Linked DNA regions of Homo sapiens: region 2 is linked to region 1. Evidence: read pairs that join two places in POLR2A ChIA-PET (ENCODE). Cell type or tissue: PC-9. All regions are shown on one strand.

Region 1 (8,000 bases):
ATCATGCCACCTCCAGAGCACTTGCCTCCTTCCCTTTTATTTGGTGCCTTGGTAGGTGCCTCCTAGCCTCTTTAGAATTAGGTTTGGAATAACAAAGTGCCCCCATTTCTGGCTACAGCCCAGAGCACAGCTCAACCTACTCTCCTCTCTGCACAAGACTTGGCTGTCCCCTTCCCACTCCCACTCCATCCCAGCCTGAGCTCTTGGCTCACAACTCCAGAAAACTCAAACCGGCCCTGGGTGCCCCAAGGACCCCTTTTTCCTCCTACCTATCGGGATATTGGCTGAGTGTCTGTCAGCAAGAAGTGCACTTTCTGGGCTTGGTCTTTGTGGGGAACTTCTATCTGATAAGGTCTCCTTTGTTCCCTCTTTGTTTTTCCTCCCAAGGTCCCCCAGGGGGCTTCACTGGGGGAGGGTTGATGCTGATGGCTACCTCTCCAGAAACTCCAAGGTCTAGCCCTGTGGGCGTGTCCCCTCTACCCTCAGACTCTGCGGAGGTTCCTAAAGGAGGCTGCAGAGGCATCCTTGCTGGAAGAGGCGGTTTGGTCACTTGGAGCTGGTGTTTCTGGTTTATCTGGCTTAGTTTTCATCAGATTTCCTTGTCTTCTCCATCAGAAACACCCAAACGTCCCCTATTTGCTCTGCGGCCACCTCTACTCACTCTGCTCCCTCTTTCTTATGCTGGTTTACCTGTCAGGAGCCTGCTTTGGTTCCTGGAATGGAATGAGCTGGTAGCTGTGGAAGGACCATGCCCCAGGCGTTTTCCCTCGCCCCCTGGACAGATTCAGGTTCTTGTTTAGTCTCTTCCAAGAGCAGAGTCAGTTTACCTAGGGTCTTCTTGAGCCCCTTGAATCCCATCCAAAGTTTCCCTAGTTAAGAAGGGCCAACCATACCCCACAGGTTGCCTGGAAGAGTAGCCACTGCTCCTTGTACCCCAGGAAGGACAGTCAGGACCAGCCATCCTTGGTCCTGTGATAGAAGTGGCTTCTCAGTTCCTCTCCACTAGTGCTCTTTTCTCTCTTGTCACTGAGGGAGTATTGAGCCACTGAGGACTGGAGGAAGGGCCCCTGGAGCCTGTCACAAAATGCCTGTCTGCACTCATGCTCTCCCTGAAATGCCACAGATCAGACAAGCACCTTGCCCTGGTCATGAAGGCCCCGGGCAGGAAGAAGGTGGCTTCTGTGGCCTGGAGACCTTGCAGAAGGAGGTTGCTCTGAACCTGCCTACCCATCTTGAACTGCCCCTGAAGTATTGCTCCCCTGTGTTTTCAGGCTGTCCCTGTGTGCCTCAGGGTGTCTGGCCTCCTTTTCTTCCCAGACTGTGTGGAAGGCAAGGGGAAACTGAGGGGGATGTCACCACCCAGCAAAAGATCTTTGCCAGGGAAATGACCTCCCTGAGGATGGGGAAGGAAACACTTATCCACCTTCCAGATCTTTATAACTTCACTTGGAATCTCTTCCTAAAGCTGAACCTGAATCTCACTTGCCCTAACCCAAGCGCTCCCCCGCCACTGTGAATACAGATCACACCCAGCTCAGTGAAAGGAGCTTCCTTTCACCTGTCCTGTCTCCTTCCAGGGAAGTCCTAACAACACCAGCACCATTGCCTGCTTTGTCTCACTGCCTGCTTAGCCATCTGTGATTTTTTATTTCAGCCTTTGGCCTGAAATTCTCTTTCTCCCTTCTTCATAGAAGTACTGTTTCCCATCTAAAATTGCTAAGCCTCTATTTCTCTCTGATCAGAGGTAGGGGCTGGAGGCAACATTGAGCCAGGGGAGGTGCCTGCTCCCTTTCTGTAGTTCCTGTGTCTATTCAGCCCTCATCAGGGGAGAGGGGGGCATGCTTGTACGAACTCCGCAGCCTGCACAGTGAAGGAGCTCGCCTCAGGAGCCCCCACTTTGATGGCTTTTTGTATTTGTGTTTGACTATGTCTCAGCATGAGCTTCTGCCCGAGTGTTCTGCTCATTAGAGTTTCTAGAAAGTTGTCCTTTCCTGACCACAGGCATCACTTCTGGGGTTGTTTTCTTGGGACCGAAGCTGAGATTGCAGATGGTAATGGCTATGTGTGCTTTAGCTTGTTCCATTGGCGAAACATACCAATTAAACTTCAAATGAACCAATTCTTGTTTCTTTACAATGTACCTTGGCTTGAAGTTGGAGTTTTAGCCAGAATTTCCGTTGGCCTGTTACAACACATGCAAAAATGCTGGGTATTCTAGGGTGTTTTGCAGCAAATGCTGCTTCTCTGGATCCTGCTCCTTGACAGAGATTTTTTAAAAGTACAAATTCCTCCCCCGACCCCATACCATTGTAAGTATCATTGTGCCAATTGTTCTAGGTTTAGAAATCTGGGAAGCGCTTCTGCGATGGGCCGTGACCCTTACAAGATGTGTAATGTTTGAACAAAATAAAATGGACGAATGTTAGATATCTTCATGTGAAGTTCCTTCTAGGCATACGCTGGACACATGCGCACACATGTATACACACATAGGTCACACATGCATATATGCATGTATACACAATACACCCCACACATGAATCCACACACCCACACATGCACACACGTACACACACATAACATGCACACACTTATGTTATGTGTGTGTACATGTGTGTCCTTGCAGCTGTGCTGTGTCAGGAGCCCAGCCTGGCATCTACCTGGTGTGCGATCTTGGACAAGTCGCTGCCTCTCTTTGGGTCTCTGCAGCTGTCAGAGGTTGGATTAGATCATCTCCAAAGTGCTTTGCAATGGGAACACTCTTTGGAAATAGATTTTATAACTCTCTAGCTCTGCAAACCATTTGCCCAGACCGCCAGCAGCTGTTCTGCCAAAAAGCTCTTCCCCTTAAGGCATGCCACTCATCGTGTCTCTCTCGTAAACATCCTAACATATTAAAAAGTCTTCTCATCCACTCTTCTCAAACTTGGCTACATATTGGAATCACCTGGAAATTTCAAACAACACAAATGCGTGAGTCCCACCCCCAGAGATTCTGACTTAGTGAGTATGAAAGATGGCACGGGCATCAGGACTTCAGAAACTCCCAGGTGATTCTCATGTGTAGCCAAGTTGGAGAACCACTGTTCTAGTCCCTGTCCTTCACTCACACAGATCCAGCATGGGGGAGCACCCCTATACAATGACATACACCCATGTCTTTCTCTCATACACACACACACACGCACACTTAATGTAGTAGTTGCTGGCGAGAGCCTTTGACTCTGAACCCCACCTGAACCCGTCAACCCTTGCCCACTCTAACCCACCACCCTGCCCCCTCACGCCCATCCTGTCCCCACAGGATGCTCCCATGCTCTGCCCAGTCCTCAGGCTTGGTGGTGGCCATGAACAGATCTGCTGAAAGAGCAGCAGGATTGTGGCAGAGCTAGGTCTGAACGCGTCCCAGCAGAGCCTGAGGGAGTCACATGGGCTGGAGAGGGAGAAGAGAGAACACAGGCCACAGCAACCCAGTTTGTTTCAGCATTTCTGTTCAGTACGTACACCCAGGAAAAGGTCAAGAGCCACACCAAAGTGCCCGGTGAGGCTGTGCTGAACTCCTTGCCCTCCCCATCTCCTAGAAGCTGCCGAGTTGGGGAGGCATGTCCACGGTGCTCCCAGCAGCCCAGCAGAGGGGGCAGGAGGCTGGCCAGCCCAGTCCTCCCTCCAGGAGCTGGAACCATCCCGCAGACACAGTCCACTCCTGCCCACTCCGAAACACCTCTGAGGGTATTCTCTCAGCAGTAGCTTCCTGGCAGTTCTTGTTATCTCATTTAAATTCCTATTGCTGTGGGCCTAGCTTTTCTGGGCACCATGGGTGAAAGAGATTTCAGAGGGTGAAGTAAAGGCATTTTCAAGACTAAAAGAAAATGAGCTTCCTTTCTCAAGCTTTTCATGCTGAAGGACAGGTGGGCTTTATTCAAAAGTAGAATATGCTAGAAGAAGCATCGGCCTTAAGGGAGACAGAGTAAGCAAGAATGTGTTCCGAGCAGCTTGCCCTGTGACGAAGGAGAAGGATTTGAGGGGAGGGAAAGTGGAAAAAGCGGATTTCCCTATGACCTCTGTCTGCAGGAAGGCTGATGTCCTGAGAGCCTTCTCTATGTAGAACCTGGGCCTGGGATTGGGGGTGTGGAGTGTGGATCTACCAAAGGTGAAGATTCCTTGCTTCAGGGAGCTCCCAGCTTGGTTGGGGAGACCCAGGCCCTACCTTCTGGGAGGAGTGCACACACACACACACACACACACACACACACACACACAGTGTACAGAAGCCACATTCCAAGGAGCCCACAAGCCAGTGCAGAGTCAGCCGCTGGATTGAGTGCTGACATGGTTATGCTGGCAAGTTTGGAGTGCTCAGAGCTGGGTGCGGTCATCTTTAGGAGAAGCTGATTTTTGTGCAAGGTTTTGAATGCAGGGGGAGGGTTGGAGAAGAAGAGAAAGAATGTTTCAGGTGCAGTAAGTGTGACCTATTTGAAAGCTTGGAGGTGGAAGAGGATGAGTCATCCCTGCAAAGGCTCACCTGCCCCTACTGGAGAGAGATTTCCACTCATCCTAAAGAAGGAGCTGCCTCCAGTTTCAAAGGTTTTGAGGCGAGAAAGCTTGAGTTGCACCGATGACACAAGAAAGAATCAGCCTGTCGTTGTCTAAGGCACCAAAGGGAAGCAGTGTGCCAGGACACTGGTGACCTGAGCGGTAGATTTTCTGAGATGGTTTTACACCCTAAAACGCGGATGTAAAATCAGACGAGCTATGTGGACAGAGCAGGTTGTGTTGCTTGTATACCTGGGAAAGTGGCAGATGCTCTGAGGCACTTGCTCCTTGACCTTGGGGTTCTGTGGGTGGGCAGATGCTTCCTGAGGATGGCACACAGGTTGGGCACACTGTCAGTGTCACCGAGAAGCCACCACATCCCTGCTCATGCTGCATGCACCCATATGGGGAGAAGAGGGGCAAAGCAGATGCTTAGCTGGAGGGTAGGAGTGATTCTGTGGGGTGAGCTGGGAACTAGCCCCTCCCCCATTCCCCAGGAACTAAGAATCCTCCTCAAGGAGGTGGCCTTGGGTATTTGAGAGCTGCAGCAGCCCTCCTCTCTTCCTGGTTTACCCCACTCACCAGGGACCTCTTTGAGTGGGAGGAGAGCCTGACCCCATTCTAAGCCTCTAAGCACCAGGCATCAGAGCACGTTCACCACAAGGGTTGGGCAAGGGAGAAGAGGTCATTGACGCAAAGAGCCAGCTCAAGCCAGTCAGGCCCAGACCCAGCTGGGGCAATGCCCTGAACTCAAGGTCCCAGGGAAAGAAAGACATGGTTCGCACTTCAGAGAGTGTCCAAAGTACATGGTGGTGGAGACTTGTACGGGCGTGAGATGGAGATGGGAGTAGGCGTCATTCATCAGGAAAGGCTTCCTAGAAGTGCATTCTAGAGACATCGGGGACCAAGTGGAAGAGTGAGCTAGCACCATTACACTCATTAGAAGCCCATGCTCTTGCTATTGAACTTGACTTTTAGAGGGCATTACTTACCAGTCAGACACCCCAGGGTCAAGAGAGGGAAAATCACTTTTGTTGTGGGAGCAGTGCTCTTACAGACAGAGCACACCTGCCCCCAGTACTCCTTGGTTATCTGGCACACTGCGAGCTGTGATTTCAGGTGTGTGACAACTATGGACTTTTCCCCTCTCTCACCACCTCCGCCCCAAATACTGTCACCTTCTGCCAGATTAGCAGTGCAGGCAGGTGTGATGTTACCCTCATTCTCACCAGAGCCAAGCAGACCCCAACTACAGATAGGTCTTAGGAGATGCCTTCAGGAACTGCCTGGAAGGGCCTGCAGGCCACAAGTGAGTGACAGTCACACCTGCCTTTACCAGAGTTCATGCTGGACATGGGGACTGGCTTTGGGAACTGCAGGGCATTCTGGCCTCTCCCTCCATGTGTCTGTGTGTCCACTGCCACCTCCATGGCAGAGAGGCCTCTACCTTCATACAGAGAAGAGTGTATGAGAGGGAGGCAGGCAGGTGCAGGGTGTGGCGGGAGGAGATGGTTAGTCTGATGACCCATGGGGAGAGCAGCATCATGCTGACAGGTTCTCTCCCAGAAGACGGGCAAGAAGGCCCTGGTGCAAGCCCCCCGGGGCTGCTTCTCATAGCAGGAGGCCTCCCCGGTGCTCCATAAAGTTCTGTCTGTCACCACCCCAAATTTTCCACCCAGAAGCAGCTGACTGACCCACACCTGACCTTTGGTGAGAAATACCTGCTCACAGGGCCAGATCCAAATGAACTCTATCCTATCAAACCTTGGAAGAATGATCAAAGTGGGCTGGGTGGAAGGGAGGCAGACAAGACCTGGTGGTTGGCCACCTAGGGTCCTGACTATGAGTGTGCCTGGCTGCAGCCCCCTTCCTTGGGAGCACCAGTCCTGAGTGACTGAGCCCATGAGATTGCCTCCAGCCTCTTCCTGATAAGGACAGTCTTGCCAGAGGAGCGGTTGCTGGAGAAAGGTGGAGGAAGAGCTGTGTGCACTCTACAGGGAGCTTGGAGGAAGCCAGAGGTTCAATGGGCCACATGGCAGAGTCCCAGGATGTTGCTCATAGGCGGATGGCCCTTCTGGAGTCAGGGCTAGGCCTGGAGTATAGGGGAGGCCTCTCAGAGGACCCTGAGGCAGGTGGCAAACGAGGCGGTAGTGTGGCCTTTGATGTCTGCCCTTCTTCCTTGTAAGCTGAGCTGTGTCTCTGGAGAGGAGGAGTCGGCTCCTCTGAACGCAGTCAGGCACGTGTCACTATCATCACACCACCACAGGGCAGTGGAACTGTACGGGGCCTATGGGAGGTAAGAGGCCAACCCTCTCTTTTGACAGAAGAGGACACTGAGGCTCAGAGAGAGCAAGTGACTTGCCCAGGTGCCAGAACCAGGACAAATATCAACACCGCTAGGCCCCCAGGGCAAGCTGTGTCTGCCACAGCTTGAGACCCCTAATGTCCATGATGGAAGGGTGCAGAGAGTTGGGCAGCACTCTCTGCTGTGGGCTATGGGTGGTGACCTGGCGCTGGACAGGGGAGGTGGCACGAGGTGGGGATCCCTGCCTCATTCCAAAGCTGCCCCTTGGCTATTCCCTCTACTCCCAGCTCAGATATTCCAGCCCTGCTCCCCCAGGCAATGGCCGGGGAGCCTAAGTGGGTGTGGCAGATGGGGAGGAGCTACCTTGGCTGGGTGAGATCACTGCCCAACTCTCTTCCCCACAGACAGGGTTTCCGATGGGGGAGTCTGACCATCGCTTTAGAGAAAAGGAGTGCATATCCCTCTTAGGAGGCTCTCACTGGATCCCACTCACCTTCATCCCCCAAGGCCATCACTTAACAAGAGTGTGGGCCAGGCCACGGAGCCATGGCTTGCTCTTCGTGGAGCTCCCAGTATAGCTGAGGGAATGGGACGCAGGGCAGAATGAGACTTGGGCTACCAAGAGCAGGACAGTATGTGTTTAGAGGCAGGAGAGATTGCCTTGTGCAGAACTGATCAGAAAGGGCTTCCTGGAGTGGGTGAGGTCTTGAGCTTGGCTTCAAAAGATGAGCAAGATTAGAAGGTAGTGGCCAAGGAGGGAAGGCAGGTTTGGCATGGAGGGAGATGTGAGTAAAGTGGTGAGCCTGTCACCATTGGCCATATTTCAAGGACAGCAGGACAGTGAACAGACCAGCTTGTGCAGAGTTGATGCTATCCCTTAGGGTGTCCCTGCTGGCCAGTGAAAGGGAGATGAGGGGGGTGGCCCCACTAGGAGCCCCAAATCCAGTTCTGTTTTCTGTGATGCAAAGCCACTTTGCCACTAATAACCCTAATGACACTCTGTCCTCCTGCGGAGCCTGTCATTTGTGGGTCTCCAAGCACTCCGAAAACATTAATTAATCCTCACTGGGCCTTTGAGGTTGATCGCCGCTCCCCCTTCACCAGCCAGAGCATGTTAGAGGTGAAAGAATGGGAGGAAGTTTGGTCACTGGTAGGGGCTGGG
Region 2 (8,000 bases), 280 kb before region 1:
ATTGACTGGCTGGCTTAGTCCACCTGATACTCTGGGGTGGATGTCGGGGGAGGGAGTCCTAGCCCGTTGGTGCTCTGACCTGGCCTGGCACAGCCCAACTCACCGGCCTTGGCTAGCAGCAGGTTGGCCTCCTGGCTCATGAGCTGGGTGACGCGGTTGTTGATGGCATCGATGGCCTCCTGCATGGCTTTCACCCGCAGCCGCAGGGCCCCATTCTCCTTCTGTAGCATGGCATTCTCTCGGAACAGATCACTATAGCCCTCAGCGCCATCCTCTCCTATCACTCGCTTGCCCTGGGAGCAGGGGCAAAGGGGAGCAGTCAGGCAGCAGAGCTCGCGGTTGGGGGGGTAAGGGGCTGATGATGCCCCTCCCTCTGCCAGCGCCCTGGCCTTCCCCTGGATATGGCGCATCACCAGTCTCCCCTGCCCCAGGTTTCCTAAAACACAGCTACTGGCCCCCAGTGATCAAAAACCTTACACAGTTCTCCTTGACAATAAAAAGTCCAAATTTTGTAACCAGCCACTGAAGGCCTCTCACAATCTTACTTGACCTAACTTTCCACAGTGTATTTTCATATCTCCATAAAGTCTAGTCCAAGGGTCAAAACCCTCTCTGCCAGGCAGTTGGCATAAATGAGTCAGGCTGGTTGTAAGACAATAGGGAGTGGTAGAGACTGGAACTAAGAGAGTCCCAGACTCAGTCTAGAAGGGGCAGCCCCTATGCCTCTCCAGCCAACTTGGTACCATGAGTTGTTAGATCTTGAAAATTTTCTAGCAAAACTGAAACTCCCTGATTTTCAGAAAGGTTGACAACTACGTTGTATTCTTTTAAAACAAGTGCAAGCCAAACCTAAACTCATCCATGTGCCAGATTTGGGCCATGGGCTACCAATTGGTGACTTCTGTCTTAGTCACATAGAATTAGACATTTACCCCAAAGGACCCATTTTTTCCCACTCTGTTCCTTTGTGCATGGCTTGTTCTTTACCTAGAATGGCTGTCCCATCTCATTTTGCTGTTACCTCATTCATTCTTCAAAATCCATATAAAAGGCCCCTTTTTCCATGAGGCCCTCTCTGACCATCCATGCAAGTAAGGCCAACTCTCTCCTCTGCCCCTCTGCAGCACACTGGATACTCCTGTGGGCCCCTCTATCAACGATTCTGTGCCAGTCTAGCAGTCTTACCTGTTCCAACACAACACATTCAGCAGATATGAAAACACCCTGGAGAGTGTCTGCCCTGTGCACAAGATCTATGCAACAAAAGCTGGGGAGCCCTTCTTTCTTGGACTTAGTATTCTAAAATCTTGAGGGCTCAGACTATGCTTGATTCACATGGGTGAGTCCCTAATAGTAAGCAGCATGCCTGGCACACAACTGATGCTCAAGAGTCATGTCCAAAGTGGATGATGGTAATAGGGAGGTGGGAGGGATGCTGAGGAAGTTAGGGTGAGGCTGCAGGGCAGAGGGTGCATATGGAGCACTAGCTCCAAGGGGAGTGCTGGGCAATGCCCAGGAGCATGCTCACCGCCTTATACTCCATCAGCTCCATCTGCAGCCGAGCAATCTCAGCCCGCAGTGCACTGATTTGCTGGCTGGTCTTGTCCTGGTTCACTACCACCTTGTTCTTGATGTTGCGGGCCCGATTGGCATATTTGAGTGTGTTGAGGGTCTCCATGAAATCTCGGTCTGAGGGGCTCACACAGGCGATCATGATGGTCTGGCTGGGGGTGCAGAAAGGCTGTTGTGAGGGTGAGGGACACAGCCAGCCCCCAGAAGCATTGCCTCAGGGTAGAGGTCCTGCTCCCATCCCATTCCCCCACTACCTTAATGCCCAAAGCACGTGGGCATTCAGGACAGAACCTGGGATGTGGGGAGCTGGACCATCTGGCCAGGAGTTTTCACTGCAACAGCAGGTAACCATAGTAAAGGCAGCTACCAAGGCTGGGGAGGTGGTGATGCATAATTGCCAGAGTCCTTTGCTTGGTGATGAGGATGAGTTACAGCCCTGCATTTTCTAGCATTTCCCATCTATCATCTCGTCTGGGTCATATGACTTCCCTTAGAATGTCTCTCTCTGTTTTACTGATAAGGAAACTGAGTCTGGCCATAGCTGCCTGAAGGTCATAAAGCACCTCAAGGTTCCTACCTCCTAAACCTGCAGCCTAGGATGGGAAGGCCTCCTCCTCCTGGGGCAGGCTTGCGCCATACCCACACAGCACTATTTTCCAGGAACCTCCCTGCCTCCCCTGTCCCTTCCCTGGGTGTTGGTCACCAGATACCTGTTGCCCCCCAGCGAATCCTGGAGGAGCCGAGTGAGCTTGGAGTCCCTGTAGGGAACGTGCACCACCTTCTTGCTCTGGTCCCCTAAGGCGCTGATCACATTGCCCAAGGCCAGCTGTGGGAGACAGACCCTGGCACTCAGCAGTCACTCAGGGAGCGAAGGGTAGGGAGGGACAAGAAAATCCCCAACCCATCTGTACCTGCCTCTTTGGCCCCAGCAGCCCTCTTGCTCCTTGGGTGGGTTTATAGGCACATGGATAAGTTGGTGAAATGGGGAAGCTGGGGACAGGGGTGACGCCTGAGAGTGAAGGGCTAATTGGCAAGATGTCCAAGGAGGACTCAGCAGGTGTAGGACTGCAGGGCCTTGGAGGGGTCTGAGACTGAGCTGTGTGGGTGCTGGGGCTGATGACCCACCATGTGCCTACCAGGCCACAGTTGATGGAGATGCCCTCCTTGGCCCGCTCGCCAGTAGCCCCTGTCCGCTTCAGCCGCTCTGAGCCGGCCAGGTCCACAAAGTGAAACTTAGCAGTGAGTGTCTCATACTCACTCGAGGGAGGTGTACCATCAGGAAGCCCAGTCACCGCCTCATTCACCTGCAGCAGAAGTCAGCTCTGACTCACCCAGCCCTCGCCCACCTCACTGGCTCCCCTGATCACAGTACTGCCATCCGGGAGAGGCACGGTGGACGGCCAAGCGCCTTGCCCTTCGCACATGCAGAGCATCTGACAATGTGCACAGTATTTGCACAAGCCTGATTTCCATTTAATCCTCACAACACCACGATACAGAGATCATTAAGCCATTTTACAAATTGGGCAACAAGGCTCAAGAAAAATATAAAAATCAACAAATGGCAGAGGCCAGCCTCAATCTGGTTTGCTATTTCTGAATCTGTGGCTCCTCATCTTGCCCTTCCCGGGATACCCCTGCAGCAAGCTGGCTCCTGGGCCCCCTGCAGGCTCCTCACCAGGTCGGGCTGGGTGCACATGCGCATCTGGCACAGGTGGATGGTGAAGATGGCGTGGGAGCGTGAGCTCTGCACGTTCATCTGGGTGCTGGCTGTGGTGCGGGACAGGGCCCCCTGCTTCAGGCACTGGATCAGCTGGAAACAGAAGCAGAAGTGAGGGCTTGGGACTACCGTGGTGCCAGCCCCTGCCCTTTCAGGATGCCCTGGACCTGCTCCAGACCTCCAGCAGAGGCTCACCTCCTCCTGGGAGTGGATGAGGCGAGAAGTGACGCCAGTGGTGTAGATGCCACCGTTTGCGTCCTCGTGGATCTTGATGTTGGACCTGCGGTGGCGGGTGTCAGGGTCACGGGTGCTGTCAAACAGGTCAAGGATCTCCTCGTTGTAGAGCTGTGCAGGAAGGAAACAGCTGAATTCATAGGGCATTCACTGGGGCCCCAGGTGGCTGCCACATGCCTATAAACCATATCTGTTTTACAGATGTGGAAACTGAGGCTGTGGGTCCCCTCTGGGTTTTGAATCCCATGACCTTTCTGCAGGACAGGGGCAGGAGACAGCTGGGCCCTGGGCAGAACTAGCTGGAGGCTGCACACTGTTCCTCATTCCCTAAGGAACCAGCAGCCAGCAGCTCGGTCCCAGCATGGGCTGAGGACCAAAAGAGGACAAAGGGACACGGGTCCCAGATGTAGGAGATAAGGAAGATGTGGCCACAATTTGAGAAGATCCTGTCGTATTCCTGGACTTGGAAAGAGTAGATGGGGATGTGATTCCAGATGAGGCAGGGCAGAGACAGAGCTCAGTGGAGACCAGGGGAGCTGTGCCCTAGCCCTGACTGTCTCTGAGGTGACGACAAGCTCTCGAAGGGGAGGAACACGCCTGTGTGCCTTGCCCTATGCTTGGCAGCGGGTGGGCATGGAGAGCACGCCACTGTGGCCTAGTGTCCTGGAGAGGGCCTGGTGAGACCATCGTGGGGAGGGGGCCTGGCCAGGAGCAGTCACCCCATTTCAGGTGGTCTCAGCCAAGGAGATTCCTGTGTTTGGAACTGCTGGCATGGAAAGTGTCACCTGCTGAAGAGCTGGGATGTTCAACAGGCAGGGAACTAGGGCTGGGGAGTGGAATAAGGGATGGGGGCAGCTAGGGCAGCAGCCAAGAAAATGCTGTGGGACTAAGGGGGAGACTGCAGCCCTCTGACATCTGGGGCTTTGACAGCCCTAAAGGGACAGAAATACCCCACATGAATGGGGAAGAGGAGATGGAAAGGATGGTGCAGATGGGGGCCTACAATATCTGTCTGTCTGTCTGTGTTGGGGTAGACACACACTATCATTTGACCTCTTGTGGTTCACCCTATGGAACTGATTTTCTAGGAACCTGCTCTTCCGGGCTTCTCCATGGCAACAGGATAGGGAAGGGACAAAAACAAAGAGATGTGAGAGAGAAGCTTATTGAGATCACAAGCAGCAGGACACAGACACAGACACGAACACAGACACACACACAGAGACACCCACATAAAGACACAGAGATACACAGACACAGACACAGAGACACACAGACACACACACACACAGACACAGAGACACATAGACACACACACACAGAGACAGACACACACAGACACACACACACAGAGACAGACACACACAGACACACACACACAGACACCCACTCACAGACACAGAGATACACAGACACGGACACAGAGACACACAGACACACACACACACAGACACAGAGACACATAGACACACACACACACAGACACACACAGACACACACACACAGAGACAGACACACACAGACACACACACGCAGACACCCACACACAGACACAGAGATACACAGACACGGACACAGAGACACACAGACACACACACAGACACAGAGACACACAGACACACACACACACAGAGACAGACACACACAGACACACACACACAGAGACAGACACACACAGACACACACACGCAGACACCCACACACAGACACAGAGATACACAGACACGGACACAGAGACACACAGACACACACACAGACACAGAGACACATAGACACACACACACACACAGAGACAGAGACACACAGACACACACACGCAGACACCCACACACACAGAGATACACAGACACGGACACAGAGACACACAAACATACACACACACAGACACAGAGACACATAGACACACACACAGAGACAGACACAGACATACACACACAGAGACACACAGACACACACACAGACACCCACACACAAACACAGAGACACACACACAGACACACACATAGACACAGAGACACACACAGAGATACACACACACAGACACAGACAGGCACACACACACACACACAGACGCGCACACAGAGACACATAGACACACGCACAGACACACACAGACAGATGCGCACACAGACACATAGACACACATACACACACACACATACACAGATGCACTCACACAGATGCACACATACAAAGATGCGCACACAGACACATAGACACACACATAGACACACAAGACACAGAGCCACACACAGACATACAGACAGATGACACACACACACAGATACAAACACACAGTCATACACACATAGGCAGTCCATTTATCAGAAGCGAAAGTCCAGAGGGGCAAAGAAAACCTCCAAATTCTAAAATGCAGGATACCCTGCAGGGCAAGCCACCACCTGTGTGCCCAGGAGGGAGTAGCTGTGTTGTGGTAGGCAGGGGCTGGGGTTGGGGAAGGCCTGGAGAGGGCCAAAGCCACATGCTTCCCTCAGAAGGCAACCTGGACACAATCAGAGCAGCAGGGTTTATGGGATAAGTGCCCTTACTGAGTGGGGGCTCAGCATAGGCCCAATGGTCAAGAGCACAGAGACCCCCTGCTCCCCACTAAAAGCCCCTCCCTGGCTGCCACAGTCTGGGCCTGATATTCTCCCAGAGACAGGAAGGGCCAGGTGCACAGAAAGACCTTTCCTAGAGGACCTTTCTGCCCTGGGGTCAGAGAAGACTCAGGGGGCCAGGAAGCATCTGAGCCAGAAAGGGGCAGGATAGGATGCCCTGAGGCTGAGGGGGAACCCAGAGAAGGCCAGAAGGAAGGGAGAGAGCCAGGGTTCTCACAAAACCCTAAGGAAACAGGTACCACCCCATTTTGCAGATGAGGCTCAGTGTGGTAAATGACTAGCCCAAGGTCACAAGGCTAATCAGTGTCAGAGCTAGAACACGTCAGGGTGTGAAGGGATCATACAGTCATCAACTCAAGCTCCATCTGATGCAGGAACCCCTTTTGAGTGTCCCACCAAGTAGTCCTCCAGCCCTTGCTTGGATTCTTTCAATAGCAGGGAACTCATCACCTGGAGATGCCCCCATGGTTCCCAGGACTCATTCCACTGCACTGGAGGAAGGCCCGGCTTCCATGGTCCTGTTGTCCACCAAGCCTCCCACCTGCCCACCCTATGGGGCCACAGTACCTCCAGAAACTGGGCGCTGACTTTGAACTCAGGTCCAGCCACGCCCTGCTCCTGTGCCCGGCGCTTGCGCTCGGCAATGCCCCCAAAGAGGTGTGCGATGGCCCTCGGGATGATGCCCTGCTCCTCCTCCGACGTTGCCATGTCAAAGCCAGTGCCCATGGTGTACGTCTTCCCGGCCCCCGTCTGCATTGGCAAAGATAGGAGGGTGTAACCCTGCACCCTTTGGGGGCACCAGCAAGCCCTGTACCTGGGCCAAATCCCCTTAGCTCATCTACCTCCCAGCCCGGTTCCCCTGCTGCTTTCTTGGTCCTGAAGCCACACTCTGGGGAAATCACTGACAGCCCTCCCTCTGCTAACCAGCGGTGCAACGGCCTCCTTAGACAATAGACAAAACCCTGAGGCTATGTTTCAGCTGCTCTGAAGGTGGAGCTTTCTCTCCATTGGATGCAGGGAGACCAAGGCTGGAGCCGCCATAGGTGGGCGTGAAGATGGCTTACCTGCCCATAGGCCAGCACCGTGGCATTATAGCCCTCGAAGCAGCCCTCGATGAGCTTGCTCACACAGGTGGAATAGATCTGTTCTTGCCAGGTGTCCAGGTCGAAGACAAAGTCATAGGTGAAGGCCTTGTCCTTCCCCAGCAGGACCTGGGGCTCTCCCGGGGTAACAGAGGTACAGATGTGACAGCCCTCAATCTTCTCCTTCGACAGCTGGGGCCGGATCCTGCCCATGATGGAGAGAGCCCTGGGTCAGGCCCAGCTAGAAGGGGGCTGCCACAGGCCCCTCCCTCACACTGCCTGCCAAGCTGCCACTTCCCCCATGAGCCAGAGGAAAAGGAAGGAAGCTTAGGTGACCCCAGAGGACATGGGCAACTTTTGTAATACAATAGTAATAACAGTATCAACATCATCAAAACAGCAGTTGTTAACATTTATTGAGCATTCAGTATATATCAGATCTGTGTTCAGAGTACTTTCCTTAAATTAATTCACGCATTCTTCACTATAAACTTGTGAGGTACCTATTATTTGCCTAATTTTACAGATGAGAAAACTGAAGCTGAGAGAGTTTAAATGACCCTGCCCAAGGGTGTATAATGGAAAGTGATGGCGCCATGTCCAGGTCTGTCTGACATAAAAGCACGTACTCCTGATTGGACCAGAAGCCCTAGAAATCAGCATCTCGTCAGGGGAGAGAAGGCGGCTTGTCCACTGCTGGGGAGGCAAAGCACAGGGCCAGGGCGGGGAAGAGAAGGAACTGGATGCTCCCACAGCTCTGGGCCACATTCCCAG

The links. ChIA-PET counts read pairs that join two places held together with the same protein. Peaks named below come from ENCODE experiments on the same cell type or tissue, not always from the same donor. Only the 100,000 strongest peaks of a DNase experiment are listed, where the experiment ranks them.
Region 2: POLR2A ChIA-PET joins it to region 1 with 8 read pairs; 1 of 35 experiments calls an interaction of 5 or more read pairs at or near these places.

What each region holds. Positions count from the first base shown.
Region 1 is chr1:201,285,467-201,293,466 of GRCh38, forward strand. All of the region lies in intron 1 of PKP1 (plakophilin 1), which reads left to right. Among named protein-coding and RNA genes, the nearest start is that of PKP1, 6.0 kb to the left of the region's middle. In PC-9, a CTCF peak has its summit at 4,614; DNase peaks (open chromatin) are centred at 575 and 4,425; H3K27ac peaks cover 851 bases.
Region 2 is chr1:201,002,058-201,010,057 of GRCh38, forward strand. It overlaps KIF21B (kinesin family member 21B), which reads right to left. Exons shown (of 35, transcript NM_001252102.2): 2 at 7,209-7,431; 3 at 6,712-6,894; 4 at 3,488-3,637; 5 at 3,251-3,385; 6 at 2,709-2,876; 7 at 2,283-2,398; 8 at 1,529-1,724; 9 at 104-293. Among named protein-coding and RNA genes, the nearest start is that of KIF21B, 18 kb to the right of the region's middle. In PC-9, no CTCF peak of the experiment used is centred here; a DNase peak (open chromatin) is centred at 4,654.